Regions from separate parts of the Homo sapiens genome. Here all the other regions are linked to region 2. Evidence: chromatin contacts called from ENCODE Hi-C or POLR2A ChIA-PET data. All regions are on one chromosome and are shown on one strand. The core of a region is the stretch at or near the end of the contact, and the rest is flanking DNA. Distances in the headings are between cores, read along the strand shown.

Region 1 (4,885 bases), core at 2,327-4,826, 41 kb after region 2:
AAAAATTAGGCAAAGATTTATACAGTTCTACACAAAAACACGTATCTCAATAGTCACTACAGAGTTAGCATACTCCACACGCTTGTCAAATAAAAAAGAAAAAAACTCCAATATGGTGACACCCTGTCTCTACTAAAAATACAAAAATTAGCCAGGTGTAGTGGCTTGTGCCTGTAATCCCAGCTACTTGGGAGGCTGAGGCAGGAGAACCACTTGAACCCGGGAGGCGGAGGTTGCAGTGAGCCGAGATCGCGCAACTGCATTCCAGCCTAGGCGACAGAGCGAGACTCTGTCTCAAAAAAGAAAAAGAAAGAAAAAAAAAAAGGAAAAACTATATATAAAAAAACTCCATATATTTCTCAACTATAAAAAAGTAAAACTTCAGTTCAACAGTTCTCAAAATATTTCTAATTATTTATTCTTTCTACTGTTTTGGAATTCCTTTCCTCATAGATTTTATTTTTGAAGGTTTTTGGTCTTTCAAGAAGGTCACGATTAATGTTTTCCCCATTATACTAATCAAAGTCCTATATAACTGCCAGTGAGAAATTCTGAGTAATAAGAGATAACCAGAGACACTACACCCATATAATTCAGCCAAACAGCTAGAAATTCAAGATTTTCATTAGCCATGAAAAGTTATTTGAGTAGATGCGTAGCTTGCACCATGATTTGTTAGGTTCTTTTTCATTTATTTGCTTTTTCTGTTGTGTTTGAGGAATAGTGAGTACCAACCACTTACTGAGCAGCAGAAATATGGCTTGGCAGCTTGCGTCCTCTCTCTCTAATGCTCTCAACTGCATCACCTTACAGCCATTATGCTCATTTCACTGATAAGAAAACCAGATCTCGAGGTTAAAAAATATGCCCAATTAACCACTGAGTGAGTCCCAGAGTTCACATGATTCCAGGACTGTCTGACTTAAGACCTGCTGCCTTATCCATCCTACCAGGGGCTCTCCTTATGGGAGCCTTTATCACGGGCCAGGCATCAGGACCTTGGAAAATCCTCTTTTCATAATTCTAATATGCAGCCAGGGTGGAGGCCAGCAAGTGACTGAAATAGTGCCTGAACTCCAGCTGTGCTCCACACAAGCCGTAAGGAAACATCTCAGAGCTCACTACACACGGGTGGAACACACGCCACCTGGAAGGTGTTCTTATCATGGGACCCATTTATTTCCCAAGGAAACGAAAGGGGTGTACCAAGATTTATGTGCAAGGATGTTCATTCACGATAGTGTTATTTCAAACAGCCCCAAATTAACCCAGGTGAACAATCAGAAATTCATAAATAGACAAATACGCATCTTCCAAAAAGTATAGATTCTTTAACCCATTTCCCATTTAGAAAAAAGTGCAGCTCGCTGTTTTTACATAAACACACTCTTTTGAGGCTGAAGCAAATATGACTGATTTTCAACGTGAATATAAAATGTCAAATCTGTTCCTGGGCTGGGTGCAGTGGCTCACGCCTGTAATACTAGCATTTTGGGAGGCTGAGGCGGGTGGACTGCCTGAGCTCAGGAGTTCGAGACCAGCCTGGGCAACACGGTGAAACCCCGTCTCTATTAAAATACAAAAAATTAGCCGGGAGTGGCAGCGTGCACCTGTAGTCCCAGCTACTCAGGAGGCTGAGTCAGGACCATCACTTGAACCCGGAGGCGGAACGGAGGTTGCAGTGAGCTGAGATCACGCCACTGCACTCCAGCCTGGGCGACACAGTGAGACTCTCTCTCTCTTAAAAACAAAACAAAACAAAAACTGTTCTTGGAGTTATTTCTAAACAGAACTTCTCTCTAATCCTAATGTAACATCATGTACATTTCTGTTGCATTAGGATTAGAAATGAGTATTCTTGGGGCAAAAAGGAAATGGGTTAAAAACTGGAAAATAAATAGATATGGAGTTGAAAAATAATATTCATAGCATAAATCCTATTGTGAGATAAATACATTTGAACACTTACATGGTTCGAAAACACTCCAATTTTTATTTAGTTAAATATGGATGTACATATATAAGTATCCATGTACATGTATATATGTTCTCATTTCCCCTTTTTACACAGGGAGTATATAGCATATATTAATCTGCACATCTCTTTCCATTTATAAATCTTAAAGCTCTTTTTATGTTTATATACAGGGGCACTTCACTACAGGTATTTTTTTTTTCTTTTTTTTGTTTTTGAGACAGAGTCTTGCTCTGTGGCCCAGGCTGGAGTGCAGTGGCTGATCTCGGCTCACTGCAACCTCTGCCTCCTGGGTTCAAACGATTCTCCTGCCTCAGCTTCCCGAGTAGCTGGGATTACAGGCTCCCACCACCATGCCCAACTAATTTTTGTGTTTTTAGTAGAGACAGGGTTTCACCAGGTTGGCCAGGCTGGTCCCGAACTTCTGACCTCAAGTGATTCGCCCACCTCAGCCTCCCAAAGTGCTGGGATTACAAGTGTGAGCCACTGTGCCCAGCTAAATACAGATATTTTTCACTGGTGAACATACTTTCAATCGGTGCCTTGGTTTAGTACCAGTCTTTTGCTATTATAAAAAATGCTGAAATGAATGATAGTGTTTTATGTCATTTGAACATATGCACTGGTAATTTTGATGGGTACTGCCAAACTGCCCTCCATAGAAATGGCCCTAACCCCTTCTCCCACAATGTGTGTGAGTGCTGACAGCCTACTGCTTAATGTTGGGTTTTGCTAATTTGACAGGTAAAAATAGTACTGCATTGTGGTTTTAATTTGCTTTTTTTCTTACTGTGAGTGAAGATAAACATCTTTTTATGTTTAAGGTCTATTTTATATTATTCTGTGCCATATTTGTTCATGTCCTTTGGCCATTTTTTCTACTGAGTAATAACACAAATAGGCATGCCATTCATTTATATGTGTGTCTGTGTATTTCTGCAGACAAAGATAAAACAATGTTCATTGTTGGTATGTGGGTGAAAAAATAAGTGATTGTGTGTTTTCTGTTTTCTCCGGTGAATCCTTTTAAAGTAAACATTTTTATATATTAGAATTAAAACAATGTGTTACTGAACATTGGGAAGGTTTTCTGGTTTGCCTACAATCAGCTTGTTTCTGTGAAACATGTTCTTTTGGAAACCAAGTAGAGAATCCTACTTGTAAACAAAGCAAGACCAACCAGACTTAAGAAAGATCAAATTTAATTTAGATCTACTCCTTGATTCTCATGAATTGATTGAATCTCTTTAGGGCAAATACCTGGCCTCTATAGAGAAATCTGGAATGATTTCTGCACTGGGAGAGGAAACTTTCAGATCACTAAGGGCTTTGTGGGGCTGATATCACCAGCCGAGGTACTGGGCAATGTCTCCTGTGGTTTCACACTTCTTAGCGATTTCCTTCCCCAACGCAAGCTGGGCTGCCCCGAACTTCAGCAATGTAGAGAGAGAATGCAGTGGTGGTGGTGGAGGAGGCAGAGTGGGTGGTGGGAGGGCGCTGATGTGGCGGATGGTGTTTTATTTTCTCAGGCTTCTTTTGTTTACGTGCTCTGGCAAATGTGGTTGATTCATGGAAAATGCTCAAAGTCAAACCGGCCCCTACTGGTTGGGGCTGTGCATGGGGTGGCTAGGGTGTTGTAAGACAAAACGAGGACAGTTAAACCACAACCAACTTTGCTCACTTTCAAGAGCCCACAGCTAATGGAAATAAAATATCCATCTTCACACATACAAGATTACTATCAAACACACTCTCCACCCTGTGGGTAGGTGGGGCTCCCTGCATTTGATATTCAAGGTTCATTAGCTACCAGGTGAGTTGGGAATCTGATGCCCAGGACTGTTCAGACATGGCACCTTCGGTCCACTCCCATGACACTGTCCTGAAGACCAGAGGACATCTTGCAGCACGGAGATGATCCTAACATTCCACCCAGTATCTGTACCTTCCAGAGGCACCTGATTCAGAGACACTAATACCTTTGGTTTCATTTCCTCAGTGTAAACAGGGTGACACAAGACTCATGAACCTATTAGCACAGGTAGATCACAGATGTGGGCAACAGTGATGTGCTTCTTTCTCCACAGGAAACCAGGGATATAGAAGCCCTGAGTTCAACTGTGTAACAAATGTCATAAATGGAATCACATCAAGTCCCTCTACAGAGACAAAATGATTTCAGCATCAACCAGACCAAGGATTACTAGAGGACAATAACATCAGATAAATGAGTGATAAGGGTCCATCAGAGGATTGCTCAGCAATGTGAGCATAAAGGACAAATGTCTCCACTCCTACCCCACCGAAACATGGCAGAGTGGGTGCCCATGCCCCTGGGCTGAATCTATGCAGTCCCAGGAGAATATATAACTCAATCGTTGAGATAATCACTGTAGGCTCCCACAGTCTGACTTCCTAGCATATTCAAATACTATACCTCATTCCGCTTGGTCTGTGCTTAGAGAGGTAAGACTTCTGAGCCAGACTTGGCTTCCTCTGAGGATTGGCAACATCCTACCGGTTCCCCCAGCATGTCTGGGTGAGAGCTCCTTCTCAGGTTAAATTAACAACCTGATTGGCAACTTAAGCATCATCTATGAGGTTGGTGTATATGCAACTCCAATCCTGAAACAGGAGATTCTCACTCCCATAACACCATTGAGTTCTAAGGTTTTAGTCTCAAGGCCAGACATTTGAGACTTTCCTTGCCCCTTCTCCACTATGAGACGCTCATCCTGGTTAGACTCCAGCCTCCCAGCAAGCCTCCCTGTTGCACTGTTGAGATCTGATCCACTCTTAGAACAAGCACAGATAGAAGTTGTAGGGAAAAGAAAGAGAGATCAGACTGTCACTGTGTCTATGTAGAAAGGAAAGACACAAGAGACTCCATTTTGAAAAAGACCTGTACTT
Region 2 (4,755 bases), core at 1,648-4,147:
CCCTTTTCTGTTGGTGCTTTTCAAGAATTACTGCCTTAGAAGAAAACAGGCAATTTATGAGGAAAAATTACAAACTATCACATGTCACAAAACCTATATTCAAGGACTTCCAAAAAAGCCAGAAGATGAAATTGCTAGTTCAAAGTTGTTGGATTGCTAGTCGTGTCCCGAGGATCAGAAGGCTGAGATTTTTGTAGAAGCTTAGACCGGTGTGATACCACTGGTTGGTTCAAGATATTTGCTGAAGGGACTAAGCTCATAGTAACTTCACCTGGTAAGTAACTTTTCTTTCTGTTTTTATTCCAGTAATGAAAAACTGATAGATGATTTTTAGAAAAAAATGATCAACCTTATCTGAATATGTCACATTCCTGGCCTCAGTATACGAACAGCAATTTTGCAGATTAGCTGAATATGGAAACAAAACGATTTTGTACATGATATCTTCCCTTCCCTGTCTGTAAGCGGATTAAAATTCTACTTTAAGAATACACACACACACACACACACACACACACACACAAAAGATAGACTCTGGCAAGAAATTAAAATGTTTTGAGGCCCATGTCTATACACCATTAGTGTAAGTCCTTGGTCCAAGTTACTTTTTTGTTGGTCTTTTAAGTGAGAGACATAAAAATGGAGTTTTATTAATTACTTCTTCTCTGTATTTTGAGATATAACATAGTGCTCCCTTCTTCTGCTAGCCTGCCAAACCCATGTTATTGATTTTGATCTCATCCTGAGAAATAGTATAGAAAAAAATTACTTCTTATAGTAAATTACTATAGAAGGTCAATACATCCCACTTATTAGTGTTCTAGTTTCTTTGAGGGAGGCTGAAGTCAGTCAAAATTTATGCAATTGGGACTCTTGTTATATCACCTGGAAATGGCCCGGTTTAATAGAATTTGTAAGTTCAACCAGCCATGTCAGCTCCAAGGTCAATGAAAAGAGTCTTCATCATTTTACATCTTCATTTGTTCATTCATCCTCTCAGCAAATATTTATCAAAAACAGTTTTTGTTCTGGATGCTAGAGATAAAAGGGCAAAGAAGACACAGTCTCAACACTCAAAAGCTGCCAGTCTGGCAGATAAGTATTCTAGATTCTGGCTTGGTTGGGCCCTGTCCACGTTCTTTGGCCTGTGGCTGCCGGAGAAGCAGAAGGTCTTGGGTTCATGAGCTCATTTTCTTTCTTAATTTGTGTAGCAGTTATTGCTTATAAGATCTATGTATTGCGTTTGGTGGGAGGATTTGATAAAATGACCCAATATTGTCCTTTTAAGGAGAAAATTAATATTAGCAAAGTTTATTGAGAGCCAGACACCATGCTAAATAGTTTCAATGCTTTATCTCCTTCCTCATCAGACCTATGCAGGAGATCCTCTTAGTCCCATTTCACAGATGAGGAAACTGAGGCCTAGAGAAGCTCAGTTACTTTCTTAAAGTCACATGACTAGTCACTGTGGAAAAGTCTGGGATCTATCTAAGCTTGTCTACTCCAAAGTGCCTGGTCTGGACCCTTATGTGATATTTAGAAATATTAAGTCATATTTTTATACTTTGAATATTTCTTCTTCTGTAGCTTGACCCTATGAATGGACTCTTTAGTTGACTATTTTTCTAGTAACAACTCCCAATTTGTATTACTATTTGTGTATTAATACAATTCTTCTACTTCTAATTATGGCACTGAAATGACCTCTCTCCTCCAAAAAGTCATATGGGATATACATTTATTAAATACTCAAAATATAATTTTTAGGGTATTTCTGTAGAATGAGTCATTTTGACGTCATTCCACTCAGCTGTCTTTCTGTATTGGCATCAAATTTGCTAGATATGTTGAAACTGATGTAGGAGCTATCGCAGCTATGCTATATTGCAGTGCTAAGTCGCATAACTCAGAGCTGCCTCAGATTCTCTGTTGAGTAGCACACGATTTAATTTGATGAAACTGTATAGATATTTTCAAGTCAAAAGTAGCAGTCTTTCAGCAATGAATCATCATTAAGAATTCATATTTTCTAACAACTCATCAGTATTCTATCAGTGAGAACTGGATTCTAAAAAGAACTTACTTTATTTTTATTTTTTATTTTTTGAGATGGAGTCTCACTCTGTCGCCCAGCTGGAATGCAGTGGCATCATCTCTGCTCACTGCAACCTCCGCTTCCCAGTTTCAAGAGATTCTTCTGCTTCGGCCTCCTGAGTAGCTAGGATTACAGGCTCCTGCCACTACGCCCAACTAATGTTTTGGGTTTTTTTTGTATTTTTAGTAGAGATGGGGTTTCACCATGTTGACCAGGCTGGTTTTCAACTCCTGAGCTCAAGTGATCCGCTTGCCTCAGCCTCCCAAAGTGCTAGGATTACAGGGATGAGCCACTGTGCCTGGCCAAAAAGAAGTTATTTTAGAATCAATCTAGATACCCATCCCTCCATACATATGAATCCCAAAATACCTATAAATCATATTGAATATCTATTTATTAAATGTCAAACATAGGAATCCTATTATTGTCTCTCTTTGAAAATTAAGGAAATATTAACTCTAAATTACACTTAAGACAAAGTGTATACAAGAAAACTTTTTAGGGAAGATTTAGAAGATTCAGGCAAAATCATGAGAAAAGGTAAAATCAGACTCTCTAATGTATGGGATACAAGGAGAGAATGTACATAGCCCAAAGTGCCCAGGGCAAGGTGAGGTCAGTTCTTAAATTCCTGATTACATTCAGATCCAGTGTGATTTTGTTTGACCTTTGTCTTGACTTAACGTCAGCAGGGCCAATTTTTATGTATTTATGTAAATATTGAAAAAAATGTTGGCACAATTTTAAGACAAACACAAAGGGAGATTCTTATAAAGGCTTCTCAGGTGGTGGGCAAGAGTTGGGCAAAAAAATCAAGGTATTTGGTCCCGGAACAAAGCTTATCATTACAGGTAAGTTTTCTTTAAATTTTGCAATGTAAAGAAGGGATGGGAGGCTGGCAGGCAGGAGCTGGCTCAGAATTCTAGGATTCCCTCCTTGGTCACTAATCATGGTGAAATCTCCAGAGAGGTCAGGTGACTTGGTTCATGCCTTAGGAGTCAGAACTTTTCCTGCCCTAGCATGGGAGACATTACTAAGGAGCTTAGACCAACTGCAAATCTCTAAAGGATGGAGGCCTTATGTTGTTCCATTGGTATCTCTCTGTTGAAAGTTTTGTGAACAAGTTTAGTTTTGAGATTTTATTTCTTCAGTTCTAAAAATAACCAATGGAAAAAATTAAAAAAAAAAAAAGTAAAATCAGCTACCCTCCTTATTTGGTCACCAAAAGATGAAATATTTGATAATTTGACCAAAGAATGGTTAATATCAAATGTTAAAATATTTCTCGGTGTGACCATATTTAGAAGTAACATAAGCTGCATTTATTGTTATTTAAATTGGTCCAATGAGTTTGTTTATTATTTGTTAGCTTAAGTTTAAAGATGTAATTTTGCCTGGATGAGAGAAAACATCTCATAAAGATACTCTTAGTCTGTTAGATCCACTGAAATGAAAGTTTTCAGAGAATTTTCACAAAGTTGATAAAGCATCGGAAAAAATGAAAGCAGTTTTACATTTTTAATTCCTTAGTGGTTGAGATCTTATGATAAAATGAACTTATAAGTTAAAAAGTGACCTTCCGATTCTCTTTTATCCAATTGACTTAATGAGAATTGTAGCAATCAAATTCATAATTTGTAATTTTCTGAGAAGTGATTTTTCAGGAAAGTGCGGTGCAAGAAAAGGTATGGACTTTGTTTCTCGACTCCTGGAGCTAGCACTTTCTATGTAACTCCCTTTTAGGAAGTGTATTTTGATTTACCAGTTGTTCAAATTATAAAAATGCTGGTTCATTATAGAAAAATTGGAAAACACAAAAATAAACAAAAAATTATAATTTGATATTGACCCTCATCACATTATCATTTTGTTATATTTTTATTTAAACATTTTTCTCTGCTTTTTGTTTGTTTGTTTTACAAAGTTGGAATCATACTAGATACACAATAATAGATCTGGCTTTTTCACTTCACACTGCTTCATAAACATTCTTTTCAAATGTCCTTAATATTTTTCAATACCAGAACAAAGTTGAAACTTCTGTTTTCACGTTGATCTGTACAAAGAAGATAATGGAGATTATTTATCTAAAGTGGATGTTATAAAGATTAAATGAAATTAAATATGGAAATTACCTACCAGAATGCCTGGCACTTGGTAGGTGATAGAAATATTATTTCCTCTTCTAGAATTCAAGTTACTACCCACGAAAGGTCTTTATACACTCAGGAATACAGATAAATGTATCGACTCCCATCTATTCAGCAGCTCACTTCAGAACAAATATCACTATTTGTAAAATGCTTTCTATGTCTAAAAGACTAATTGTACCTGCTTCTAAAAGTAATTAGAATGTTTTACGTATTATCTCAAATATGATCTACCTGAATACAAGGTGATTTTTCATTTTCAAGAGAAAATTTATGTTTAAGAAAATATGTATTTTCCCCTCCCCCAACTCGAATATGTAAATTTATAGGGCTACAGGTAAAACAGTCAAATGTCTACCTATAACATTTAATTTCTTACCTGGTTCATACTTTCAAAGTTAAAAATTATATCAATATCAATATCAGTTGAGAAATATTGCCTTTTTTGCCCTTATATTTCATTAAAACTTTTGTTTTGATGCTTCACATGCATGTAAAGCATCTATCTCA
Region 3 (4,571 bases), core at 1,801-4,300, 58 kb after region 2:
GCCAGATGTAAAGTGCAATACAGGGATGGCCTTTTATAAATATATAAAGAACAATCAAGATGACAAATATTTATGCAACAAGAAGGTTTCAAAAGAAAAAAAGTGTCTTAAAAAAGCAAAGAAAAGGTAAGAAAGCAGGACGTGGACAGCTGAGGAACACTAACACACGCAAGGCCACCAACACTTAAGTTCTTTTGACTGAAAGCTGAGTTAACCTCAGGATAAAGTCGGAGGAAGCACCAGGCCAAATAGCAGATACCAGGTATGTGTGTCATACATGCTACTGACAATGAAAATAAGTGCTAATTTAAAATTTTCATTAATTGTGTGTTCTGCTTTATTAGTCACTTTGAATGTGGTTTAATCCTATAACCATTCAAGCCTCAGTCATAGTAATAGTTCATATGTTTTCAACAAAGTTCAGTTTTATATTTATATACAATTAAAAAAGACTTTCATTAGCTTTACTTATAACTTCTCCAAGATACACTTTCACAAAGGAATAGACGGCACAGGATAGAAGGTACAACTCAGTCTGATTAATGGGTTTTTAAAATCTACTCTTGAATTATCCTTTTCTTATATATTTCTTCTATGTAAATGAGATTTTCCAAAATAAAACCACTTGCAAGATTATTTTGCATCCTGCTGTTTTTTGAAGTTATAATCATGCTTAACTTTCTATAAGATACTTTTTTTTTCCTATGAGGCAGGGCAAATTGAGCCAGATGGCCAGCAGAGGCATAAAAACAGCATGTCTTGAAACTGCATGGGTGTCTGAAATGAGCTTTGATCGTTTCACCTTTAAGATGGGTGGGTGGGGCATGTGGGCTTCCATTAAGGACATTATGTGGAGAAGAATTTCAGCTTGGTAATTTACCATAAAGCTTAATCAATCATTTGGCCTTCCTAGTGAATATTCTGGGATATTGAAAGCCATGATGAGATTATAGCAGCTTTGGCAGGATTCATGAGTACACCTTGTTAGCTATGACTCAGCTACTCAGAGGATGGTGAAAGGCTGAGCGTCGCTCTGGCTTGCTGTCATCCTCCTGTGAATAATCTTCATCCTAAACCCACCAATGGTCCCCAGCCCTAGGCATTTAACTGTTCTAACAGAGGCCCATCTGAAGCCACCAACTGCTGTATGGATCACAATGGGAGACTTTGGAGAATCACTGGCTTGTATTTAGAATAGTTGCTTCCACTCACTTAAAATTGGTTTTATTTTCTCTGACCCTAAACAGCACAGTTCTGTTTACATGCACAAAATGCTTACTGTCCTGTCTATTGCTAACAGGGAGAAAAGAACAACCTGTCTGGGGAGAAAAAAGTGCTGGCTATTTTTTGTTATTGCTTGAATGCCCTTTTCACCAGTGTTCACATTTTCTTCCAGGGGAAGCCTGGCCTGATAGCTGGAGAGAGGAGCTGCTTTCTGTTACTTACCCTTTCATCCACCCAACCCTTCTCTCGATTTCTGCTGTAGCCACTAAAGAATGAAGACCCCACCACTGCCTAACTCTACCCATTTGCAGCCCCATTCACACCAAGAAACCACATCTCTTCCTCCCAGCTTGGTATCCAGTCCGCCTCAGGAGGCTGACTTTGAGAGGAACTTACTGTTTTCTTCTTCTGCTTCTTGAGGTAACACTTTGAAATCCAGGAACCACGTCTCAATCCAGGCAAGGATGAATGAAATGATGGGCAGCACATAGCCAAAAGCCCCTTGAGAGAAAAGCTGGAAAATACGACCAGGAAAGGGAAATGCAGTTACCACAAACTCACACTGAAAAACGAGGCTTCATCACTGAAGATGGTAACTGTATAGAAAAAGTGGTAGGCCATACCTTCGAAAGGATCACTTTTGCTAGTAAAAAGGCACTGGTCACTGCCGTTGTCAACTGCAAGACACATAATCCAGCACTGTTCACACTAGGCATCTCACACTGTGAAGGTACCTCCCTCTTCACAAGAGACCCGTCTGAGCCAGGAGCAGGCAAGGCCTGAAAAACCTGTGCCTAGCCTGGCTCCTTCCCATATCACTCAGTCTCTCTCCCCTAGACCCACACTGGGGCAAAATGGGCTTCTACATGTGACACAATCCCTAAATGACTGTGTGTGGTTTATTCTCCCACATTTCAGCAGGCTGGTGTGCTAGGTAACTAAGTTTGATCCACCAGAAGGTACAATTCCAAAGCCTCTACAAGCACATGAAGAGACTGGTAAAGTGCATAGGTAGGGCTCTCGCCAGGGGTTGTGAAGTCCAGAGATACCATAATACCTGAGCCTTGTCACTGTTCCTTCAACTAATATTTTTAGCATGGTGAAACCTGACCAAAATGAATACCAATAGTAGCTTGACTGACAGAAGGAGGACAGGGAACACCAAGTATCTTGCTCAATAAGTATTAACAAAGTTGCAGACACACACACACACACACTCACACACACACACACACACACACACAGAGCTGCTTGGGAGAGGAGGCAGTTTAGCATTTTATATTCTGACACTAATTAACTTTACAGGCTCACACTAAGCACTCTTTAAATACCAGCTGACTTCTCCTCCTTCCAGCTTCTAGACTCTTCTCTGCAAATGTTTTTTAAAACAAGAATCAGAAGCAATAAAATGATTTGCTAAATTAGACTTATTCTTCAGATAATCTGAAAGCAGATATTGAAGATACTGTCTTACAGCTCTCACTGAATATCTATATGTCAAACACTTTTCTAAAACAAACATTGAGAGGGATAGTCTGACAAATACTAGCATACATATGGGGACTCAGGAATACAACATCCCAAAGGGATCTGTTGTAGAAAATGCAGAAAAATGGGAGGGTACAATCATCAAAAGCTATGATGATATCAGCAAAAGAGTATTCAGGAAAGGGAGTCAAGTCTGGCCAAGACTGTCAGCCTATATCCATGAAATGAGAGCTTCCGGATTAACAGATGGTCTGACCGCTGCCCCGTGATTCTGAGAATGCTCAGAAGACATGGCCCAGACAGACATCGCCCCCTAGTGGACTCAGGAGGGCAGCACAAGTCCTATTCCCAGCTGGAGAAACCCAGGCCTGGGCCACCCAGACCCGAGCTCTCACCCTCTAATTGCAGAACTGCAGGTTATTTCTGAGCAGCTCTCTCTAGTCTGAGGAGCTCCACATTTTCTTCCCATAGAACTGACTTATTAAAGCTTTACAAAAGGCAAATATTCAGACATCTGTCAGGCAGAACTGCTAGTAATTCTATCAATCTCTAAATACTTATTAAGAATACCAAAGCTCTCTGTGCTAGATGCCAGGAAACAGAGGAGTAAAAAAGTCCTTGTCCTTGAGAAGTCCAAGGCAACAACAGAGAGACTGAGAGCTTTTCCCTCCAAGACAGGGGGTTGTGGGGAAGAAAGGAGGGGGTAAGGCAATTACCTAAATAAGTACAGACCATGTCATGAAAACAATCACTAAGCAGTTTCAACCAAATAAGACATTTTCCAAATATCTCTGTGACAGAGGTCTCCTCTCATCTCTTATTTGCAAAATGAGGTAGAGGGTGGCTTGGTGCTTGGCCAATAATCACTGTTGGGCTTCTAGATTCCTCATTTGGCTCAGCACCAAGAGACAAATCTAGTTACTCATTAACATTGGAAAGAAGCCCTGGAGTATTAAACCTACTTAAGTATGGAGGAAACGGGACTCAGGAAAGCTGGTGGGATTCCACCTGCATTAGAACTGTATCTTCTCCCAGCCCAGGCCTGTTGAGAGCAGGACTTGGCCACCAGCACTGGAGGAGATGACCCACTCATGCAGGGCATACTCACCGCTATTGCCCACCAATGGCGCAGTCTGCACACAGCATATGCAAGTATTAACACTTTAAATCGAAAAACTGCCAGAAGCTGAAAGTAAGAAAATAAAGGGATGTTTTAAAAAATATATACAAAAATGACACAGCTTTATGAAAAACTCACCAGACTGTCTTCATTACTGTGATTTAGCTGGAGACTACCAGGGACTGGCACTGGTCTGTAGACCAGCATTTGGGAATCCCTGCTCTACAACTTAATGTAATAGCAAATTAGGTCTCACATTAATCTCCCATTATGAAAGAAAAAACAAGGCAAGAAAAAAAAGATGTCATTTTCATCATCTTATTATACAAATAGGTGAATTTTCCTTTCAGTGACTAGATATGTCAATGGGTTCTATTTGAGCCATTTGAAAGAATAAAGGCTCTCCAACAAGAAAATAGGAATGGCTCCTTCTGTTGCCCTCCCTTATCTGTCATTAATCTTTTATTTCCTTGAGATGATGACACAATTCCTTATTTAGAGAGAGAGAACATTGAATGGGTGGGGAATTAAAAGAAAAGGAAAATATGGTCAGTGTTCAAAAGAGGAAAAAAGGGCATGGAATTTGAAGTCTATTTAGAGGAAATCTGCCTTTTGGGTCAGTTTTATCACATCTGAAATGAAACATAAAAAATACTTACAAATATATCAAAATATGAAGAATAGTAGTCATACTGCATCACCTCCTTCTCTAATGTGTTCTCAATGCCTCCATTCACCT

What was found. Hi-C counts contacts between places; a loop is a spot of excess contacts on that map. ChIA-PET counts read pairs that join two places held with the same protein, here RNA polymerase II (POLR2A). Pooled maps may share reads with other maps.
Region 1: a loop to region 2 is called in a pooled map, with 3 times the contacts of the local background. The contact joins the enhancer-like site here to the promoter of TARP in region 2. A Hi-C loop is called at or near these places in 1 of 168 maps with a recorded cell type or tissue (natural killer cell), 1 of 37 single-sample maps with no recorded cell type and 3 of 50 pooled maps. POLR2A ChIA-PET finds 5 or more read pairs at or near these places in 1 of 52 experiments (H1).
Region 3: a loop to region 2 is called in a pooled map, with 2.3 times the contacts of the local background. The contact joins the enhancer-like site here to the promoter of TARP in region 2. A Hi-C loop is called at or near these places in 1 of 168 maps with a recorded cell type or tissue (natural killer cell) and 1 of 50 pooled maps. POLR2A ChIA-PET finds 5 or more read pairs at or near these places in 2 of 52 experiments (H1 and MCF 10A).

Annotation. Positions count from the first base shown.
Region 1 is chr7:38,231,767-38,236,651 of GRCh38, reverse strand. No RefSeq gene overlaps it. Among named protein-coding and RNA genes, the nearest start is that of TARP, 39 kb to the left of the region's middle. RefSeq lists an enhancer at 3,296-3,375. Within about 2 kb of position 3,576, at least 7 of the 41 ENCODE cell types and tissues checked have a DNase peak (open chromatin) inside an H3K27ac peak, as active enhancers do; they include natural killer cell, where a contact is called at or near this core.
Region 2 is chr7:38,271,778-38,276,532 of GRCh38, reverse strand. It overlaps TARP (TCR gamma alternate reading frame protein), which reads left to right and starts at 2,897. Exons shown (of 4, transcript NM_001003799.2): 1 at 2,897-2,946. It also overlaps TRG, TRGJP and TRGJP1.
Region 3 is chr7:38,214,355-38,218,925 of GRCh38, reverse strand. It overlaps STARD3NL (STARD3 N-terminal like), which reads right to left. Exons shown (of 9, transcript NM_032016.4): 3 at 4,492-4,569; 4 at 3,821-3,898; 5 at 1,848-1,901; 6 at 1,621-1,738. Among named protein-coding and RNA genes, the nearest start is that of STARD3NL, 38 kb to the right of the region's middle. Within about 2 kb of position 3,050, at least 14 of the 41 ENCODE cell types and tissues checked have a DNase peak (open chromatin) inside an H3K27ac peak, as active enhancers do; they include natural killer cell, where a contact is called at or near this core.